Linked DNA regions of Homo sapiens: regions 1 and 2 are each linked to region 3. Evidence: chromatin loops called from intact Hi-C (ENCODE). Cell type or tissue: heart left ventricle. All regions are shown on one strand.

Region 1 (2,500 bases), 130 kb after region 3:
TGGTTTAACTACCTAAAGAGAAGCAGAGACCCGAGGGGGCCTGCCATAACCCAACTCTGAAACATGACTTAATCCCAAGTAAGATCAGCTCTAACATTTGTTCAGAAGCAAAAATGATGGATTCTAAAGTTTGACTTCCCCAAGGTCATCTGGCTAAGAGGTGGCTGCAGCAGGGGGCAACAATAGGTCTTCAGGCCCCTGGGGCGGCAACCTGGCACTGCCCAAGAGCCCGCAGGCTCTGAAGGCCAACTGAGCCAGCGGCAAGCCTAGTCCCTGCCTCCCTGCTTGGAGCAGTGCGACTATACCGTTTTCTGTCTGCTCATTTGTGAGCTTGGTTCCCGTCCTAAATGTGGGGGTTCAAGGCAGACAAAGAGTGTGCAGTTGGCCACCCCGCTCGCCTTCAGGAAGTGTGTAGGACACCGTCGAGGCCCCCTAGCCATTGTAAACCAGGCGCTGAGGCTCGTGCCCAGTTGTACCCTTCCCGCGCAGCGCTCAGGAGCGACAAACCTGGAGGCTATTCGGTCTGCCACTGGGCTGTGCCGGGATTCGCGGACTTTCTCCTGAATAGCGCTCTCAGCTCGCGTCTTCCCCCTGCCACTCTCCCACGCCCCCAGAGTACCCACCGACCCCAGCAGGCCGGGTACATCCCTGCCGCGCCCATCCGGCCAGTGGCTCCAGGGGCCGGCCTGGTGTGTCTCCAGCTGGGCGCCTACCGCCTGCCCCAGCGCTAGTTCTGGCGTTGGGGGTAGAGAGGTAAAGAGGGGAGTTAGCGGGGCATCTCCCTCCCAGGGCTGAGCCGGCAAGCGCATCTTCTCCGCGAGTTCCTCACTGTCCAGCGAGCGCTGCCCAACTTCTGCGCCGGTGGGACCCGCTGCTCTGAGTCACTCTTGGCACAGAACACCAAGCACCCTCAGAAACCGAATTCACCACCTTTGGGAGGCTCCTGGGAGAAGGCAAGGAACCCAGGCGGGGCTCCCAGGGCTCTCGGGCTGGGACTGGGTTGTGTGTGTGTGGGGGGGCTTCACGGATACCCCTCCCAACCTGCTTCCTTTCCCTGACAGCAGCCATCTCCCCCAAGAGGGAGAGTCTTAGGCGTCCCGGAAGACCCTGCGGACTGTGCACCTCGAGGTACCAGCCTCTCCTGGGAGGAGTGGGGGGCCGCTGGTCAGCGGCTGGCAGAGGGGACCTGTTTGCTGGCCCGTTTGGAGGTGGGATGGAGTGGGGTTTGGAGACTGAGAAGCCCAAGAGAAGACACTGAGTTTCTCCCCACCCCACAACCCCACTTCCGAAAAAGAACCAGGTGGTGAGGAGGAATAAGGCGAAGTGTAAACACAAACAACCTCAAAAAGAAGCCAAGAAAAGCGAAGCCCAAAGAAGCAAGAGCAACACTGTTACAAAACTGTCTGGTTTTGTAACAATTTCCCCGCCGCCGGCCAATGAACAGCGTGGCGGCACGTCACGTGGTACCGTTTTATATAACACTTTGCTGAGACAAGACAGTTATTAGGCGGCGCGGGGCGGCCGGCATGGAGCTCCCGGAGGCGCGGCAGGGTCAGGAGCTCGGTGGCATGGCGGCGGTGGCTGCCCCGATTTCCTCCAGCTGCCACTCCTTGCTTCGTGTCCCCGGTCCCTAGACGCCTCGTCTCCTCCCGTGTCCCTCTTCCCATGGAGTCAGTACGGATCGAACAGATGCTGAGCTTGCCCGCTGAGGTCAGCAGCGACAACTTGGAGTCGGCGGAGCGAGGGGCATCAGCGGCCCAAGTAGACATGGGCCCCCACCCAAAGGTGGCTGCAGAGGGCCCCGCACCTCTACCGACGCGGGAGCCAGAGCAAGAGCAGTCTCCGGGGACCTCAACGCCGGAGAGCAAAGTCCTGCTCACGCAGGCAGACGCCTTGGCGTCCCGGGGGCGAATCCGTGAAGCCCTCGAGGTGTATAGACAGCTCTCCGAGCGGCAGCAGCTGGTGGCTGAGCAGCTGGAGCAGCTGGTGCGCTGCCTGGCGGAGAAAGTCCCGCAAGGCGAGGCGCTGGCGCCGGCGCCCCCGGACGAGGGTAGCACTGCAAGCGGCACCGTGGCGGCGGAAGAGACGGGGGCCGCCGCGGCTGCGGCGGCCACCGAGGTGTGGGACGGCTTTAAGTGCCGGAAATGTCATGGGTTTCTATCAGACCCCGTGTCCTTGTCGTGTGGCCACACCTTTTGTAAACTGTGCCTGGAACGTGGGCGGGCCGCCGACCGGCGCTGTGCGCTGTGCGGGGTCAAGCTCTCCGCCTTGATGGTGGCCACTGGGCGGGCGCGTGGAGCCCGGCGGGCTGGGCAGCAGCCGCCGCCGCCGCTGCGAGTCAACGTGGTGCTCAGCGGCCTCCTCGGCAAGTTGTTTCCAGGCCCAGCGCGAGCGTCGCAACTCCGGCACGAGGGCAACCGACTGTACCGCGAGCGCCAGGTGGAGGCGGCACTGCTCAAGTACAACGAGGCAGTTAAGTTGGGTGAGTCCAACGCGCTGC
Region 2 (2,500 bases), 360 kb after region 3:
CAGAGGATGATCAGAACCCCAATTTGGTCACGTGTTTGGATTCAAATCTTCTGTTCCATCAAGTTGGGCACCCCCCACCCCACCCAAAAACCGAGGAGGCCTAAAATCTGCACAGTGTAATTTCAGAGTGCCTACCCCTCCTCTCATTTGCTGTACCTGAACTTGCAGCCTTCCTTTAGCCTAGCCCTCTTTTCTCCCATGTGGGGTAGGGACCCACTAGGTCCTCTAAGCTGTCAACATGCAAACCTCTCCAGGAGAGGCCATGGTGGCCTCATAGTGAATTCCAAGTGAATCCCAAGTAGGATGGAAGCTTCTGATGGATGTGGAGATAAAGAGAGATTAATGAGTTAGAAGGGAGAAAGACCATCATAGAATGAGGGGAGAACTGAAGAATGATGTTGGGGAAGGAGTGAAATTGAATATACTAACTTTGTGAATGTTTCAGAAGAGAAAACCAGTGTCTCCTAAGGTAGCCAAACAGGCTTAAAGTCTTGATGCGAAGAAAACCAATAAATGAAACCTGGCACTGAAAAAATGACAAGAAAGAAGAACATTAAGTTAATTGTAGTTGACTCTGGGTTATGGGAATATGGATATATGTACATGTATATACATATATATGTGTGTGTGTGTGTACACACATTACTACAATATAGTACAGTAATATGTACATAAAGAAAGAGATGCGTTCCCTGGCATCCAGGAGCTGCCCTGGTACCATCAGCTAGGTCTTGGTGTTGGTGGTAGCTGTCCTTGCACTTACAGCTGGACCATGGTGATCTCCTATTGAGCATGAACAATCTCACAGAACGGCAACATCAGACAAGGCCACTCTGTGACAACGATCAACGAAGGCAAAAACCAGACCACACCATAATTATGTCTTAACAAAGACTAAACATGAACATTGCCCAAGCCACATAAAGAATCAAATGTCCCCCTCTCCTGGCTAATAAGAGTGATTGCTGCTTCTTCGTTGCTTCTTTGCCAATTGCAGCTTTAGCCTCACTAGCTTGCCCTCTCTCTGGATACTCTCTAAATAAGAATACCTAGTCACAGAATTGGCCCCGCTTCCTGATAGCATCCAATCTAGAGCCAACACCAGCTTCCTTAAATCCTCCAAAAATCACAGGACACAAGCCCAAGTCCTATAAGTGCTTTCTAACACTCTCTTCTTGAGATGGCCATGGTTTCCCATAGTGTGTATTATTCCTTGCTGCTGGAGAGTATGGAGTATGTGTGCTTGATAGACAGATAGATAGATTAGATAGATAGAGAGATAGATAGATAGGTGAATAGATAGATGTATTTCACACATGCATATTTTTTTTTCTACATGATTTGGTCTCAGCTTTAAACTCTTCATTTGGCATGAAAATGGAGCCTTGGTTTGACTTCTGAAAAACAGAATGAAGTCATTAGCAAAGACAAGGGATCAACCCAGGTTCCCACCAATGGTGGATTGGATAAAGAAAATGTGGTACATGTACACTATGGAATACTGTGCGGCCATAAAAATAATGAAATCCTGTCCTTTGCAGCAACATGGATGGAGCTGAAGACCGTTATCCTAAGCAAACCAACACAGAAATAGAAAACCAAATACCACATATTCTCACTTACAAGTGGGAGCTAAGCATTGGGTACACATGGATATAAAGATGGGAACAACGGACACTGGGGAATAAAAGGAGCGGGGAAGGGAGGTGGGTAAGGGTTGAAAAACTACATATTGGGTACTATGCTCACTATCTGGGTGGCAGGTTCAATTGTACTCCAAACCTCAGCATCTTACAATATACCTTTGTAACAAACCTGCGCATGTACCCCTTGAATCTAAAATAAAAGTTGAAAAAAAAAAAACAGAGTGAAGTCTCATTAATTGAAAGAGCCGTAACTCACAATACTTGATGAGTACTATAACAGGCAGCTGAGGTTTACCTTTGCCCCAACTATAAAAAATGAACAGCAAGCTATGAAAATTAATCATCTGAATAAAAGTGACTGTGAGACAGTTCAGCTAGTTTAAAAGTAGAATCAATTTGCATGCTAATTATGTGCTAATTACGTTATTCATTAACAAAGGTCAAGGGAACCTCTACTTAGTTACATCCTGTTAGGTGTTAGTTGAGGTTACTGTTTTACTTGAAAACAAAAAGTCTATAAATCAGACTTCTTATTAAATCAGACCCCTTATTTCAGGGGGCCTTTATCTACTAAATTATTTTGAAACAGCAAGGCCAGCTACCCATCACATACCATCAGGGGTCCCCGGTTGATTCATGGAGCAAAGTCACATTGAGTGAATACAGTTATTCCGGCCATTTCAGCAAAGTAATTTGCCATCTTGTCTCAGTCTATTTGTGCTGCTATAACAAAATACTTGAGACCTGGTAATTTATAAAGAACAGAAATGTATTTTCTCACAGTTCTGGAGGCTGGTAAGTCCAAGATCATGACACCAGCGTGGTGTCTGGTAAGGGCATCTTCCCATGGTGTC
Region 3 (2,500 bases):
TGAGTCTTTCAATGCTGGGATTTGATTGGGATTGGGTAAGAACCACGAGATACCAACATTCTAGGATTGGTGTAAGCAGCAAGAGGAGGATTTTAATGAGAGGCATTCAAAAAATTTTAGAGTGCAAACTGTTGGTGCTGTCCATTGACGAGTTGATGGGCCTTTGCAGAAGATCCTGTAATGCAGAAACTATTCGCCTGCAGAGAACGTCCTGGAAAAGTAATGCGAATGAAGACAGTGGATTAGCAAAGTCCTTTTTATGTAGATGCTACAGTGGGGTTTTTGATTCTCAGTGTCCAGGCCGAGTTTGGGGATAGATGGTTTTAATTCCCATATACATACATTTTTAATGGACAATTCACCTTAGGCACGTGTTTATTTTATGGTGTCAAAATCCTTTCATTTCTCGAAGGTGTTTACTGAGACCTGAGTTAGTTGCTAAACTAGCTGGTTTAAAGCTAAACAAGTAGCTTAAACCTGTCTGCTAAAACCTTCAGGTGGATTATTTCATTTGCTCCTCACAAACACCTGTGAATCCTCACAAACACTTCACCATTATTGTCCCTATTTTATAGAAGAGGAGAATGAGACTCAGAAGTAATAATTAGCTCACAATCTCGGGGCTACAAATACATGTTTTCAGGAGCATCAGCAAAACCCTCTTAATCAAACAAACAAACATAAACTCCAAAACCCTGCCTTATTCTTCTGTTTTTGCACAAGGAGCTGGAATCCAGGTTCAAGATAATTATCTGGCCATTCTGTCTTCTTAGAGGTCCTTTTCCCTTTCGGGGGAAGGGAGGAAAGGGTGGAAGCGGCTTCCACCCACTCCAGTTCGGGCTTGGGTCAGCTCCCTGGGCTTCGCGGAGCACGCCCTGGTGCCACCGGCGGGGCCATTTCCGCCGCGGGGGCCCAGACAGCGCCGCCGGCTCGCGTAGGGTCCAGCGGACCGGCAGGCTCGCCCTCGCGGTGCCAGCTCTGCTCTCTTCTGGTCACCAGGGGGCGCCAGAAGCAATGGTGCATCCCGAAAGGGACGGCGGCCACGTGACAGGGGGGTCACGCGCAGGGTCGTAGGGGACCGCCTGGGGATCCCCGGACGGCTGCGAGGAATGAGCGGTTGGCTCGGGCTGGTTTCCTCCCTCCACCGCCTGCTTGTTTCGCCATGCCCGGGCCGGACGGTGGGGCTGCAGCGGCGAAAGCGACTGAAGTCCGGGAGCAGTCGCATGAGCTTCCCGGTCACCAGGAGGCCCCGGGAACAGACACCTCACCCTGACATTGTGGCAGGTTTGGCCCTTCCCGCAATGCAACAAAGGAGGGACTTTGTCCCAGCCTTTCCCCTAGCCAGGAGAGGTGCTGTTAAATCCCTTTGTGCCTCCCCACCGGCCTTGGAGAGATGAGATTTCCCCTGTAGTACCCCAGGGGACGGGCCGACGGGATGGACTTTGTATCTTTTGGCTGATCTGGCCGGACATCCTTGCCCAATAAGCACTTACCCAGTTGCCCACCCTCCAAAAAAAGGAGAAAATCAAATCAGTAATTTGATCGATCATTTTCATAGATATGCTGTAATAGAACAATTCACCTGGTTGTGAACTGGGCTGGGGAGTTTCAAGACGTGAGTTTGTTAACTGACTAGTTTCTTGCTTGGTGTAGAGGCCTTAGGCACTCTCACACTTAAACCAGCAGAAAGGCCAGGGAGTATCTAGACTACACACTGGGGTCACTCAACTGGAAACACGTTGTACACCTCAAGACATCGTACAATTTCTCAGACTGAGATGCTGGCTGTGATGTCTATGCAGCACAGCCCCAAGTCCCAACTGACAGAAATGTCTCAGAAACTTAATTCACCACGGTCTTTTTTTTTTTTTTTTTGAGACAGAGTCTTGCTCTGTCGCCCAGGCTGGAGTGCAATGGCGCGATCTCGGCTCACTGCAACCTCTGTCTCCTGGGTTCAAGCAATTCTCCCGCCTCAGCCTCCTGAGTAGCTGGGATTACAGGCGCCCGCCACGACACCCGGCTAGTTTTTGTATTTTTTAGTAGATATGGGGTTTCACCATGTTCGCCAGGCTAGTCTTGAACTCCTGACCTCAAGTAATCCGCCCATCTTGGCCTCTCAAAGTGCTGGGATTACAGGCGTGAGCCACATGCCTGGCCTCACCACGGTTTTATTTTTGTTTTTGTTTTTTTTTGTTTTTGTTTTTGTTTTTTCTTGAGACGGTCTCACTCTGTCGCCCAGGCTGGAGTGCAGTGGCACGATCTCGGCTCACTGCAACCTCTGCCTCCTGGGTTCAATCAGTTCTCCTGTCTCCAACTCCCGAGTAGCTGGAATTACAGGCATGCCACCACCATGCCCAGCTAATTTTTGTATTTTTAGTAGAGACGGGGTTTCACCATGTTGGCTAGGCTGGTCTCGAACTCCTGACCACAGGTGATCTACCCGCCTTGGCCTCCCAAAGTGCTGGGATTACAGGCGTGAACCACTACCAGCAGCCTCACC

The links. A loop is a pair of places that touch in the nucleus more often than their neighbours do. Peaks named below come from ENCODE experiments on the same cell type or tissue, not always from the same donor. Only the 100,000 strongest peaks of a DNase experiment are listed, where the experiment ranks them.
Region 1: a loop joins it to region 3, with 2.4 times the contacts of the local background. A loop is called at or near these places in 20 of 110 quality-filtered maps.
Region 2: it touches region 3 in a loop (4-fold over the local background); 2 of 110 quality-filtered maps call a loop at or near these places.

The regions. Positions count from the first base shown.
Region 1 is chrX:118,973,116-118,975,615 of GRCh38, forward strand. LONRF3 (LON peptidase N-terminal domain and ring finger 3) reads left to right here and starts at 1,503. Exons shown (of 11, transcript NM_001031855.3): 1 at 1,503-2,482. The coding sequence starts at 1,666. In heart left ventricle, no CTCF peak of the experiment used is centred here; DNase peaks (open chromatin) are centred at 806, 1,476, 1,956 and 2,436; H3K4me3 peaks cover 2,148 bases; H3K27ac peaks cover 562 bases; H3K27me3 peaks cover 1,058 bases.
Region 2 is chrX:119,193,886-119,196,385 of GRCh38, forward strand. No RefSeq gene overlaps it. Among named protein-coding and RNA genes, the nearest start is that of PGRMC1, 41 kb to the right of the region's middle. In heart left ventricle, a CTCF peak has its summit at 947 (motif pointing left); no DNase peak of the experiment used is centred here.
Region 3 is chrX:118,838,492-118,840,991 of GRCh38, forward strand. LINC01285 (long intergenic non-protein coding RNA 1285) reads left to right here and starts at 1,065. Exons shown (of 7, transcript NR_110393.1): 1 at 1,065-1,284. RefSeq lists a silencer at 863-932. In heart left ventricle, CTCF peaks have their summits at 991 (motif pointing right) and 1,193; a DNase peak (open chromatin) is centred at 1,010; H3K4me3 peaks cover 1,141 bases.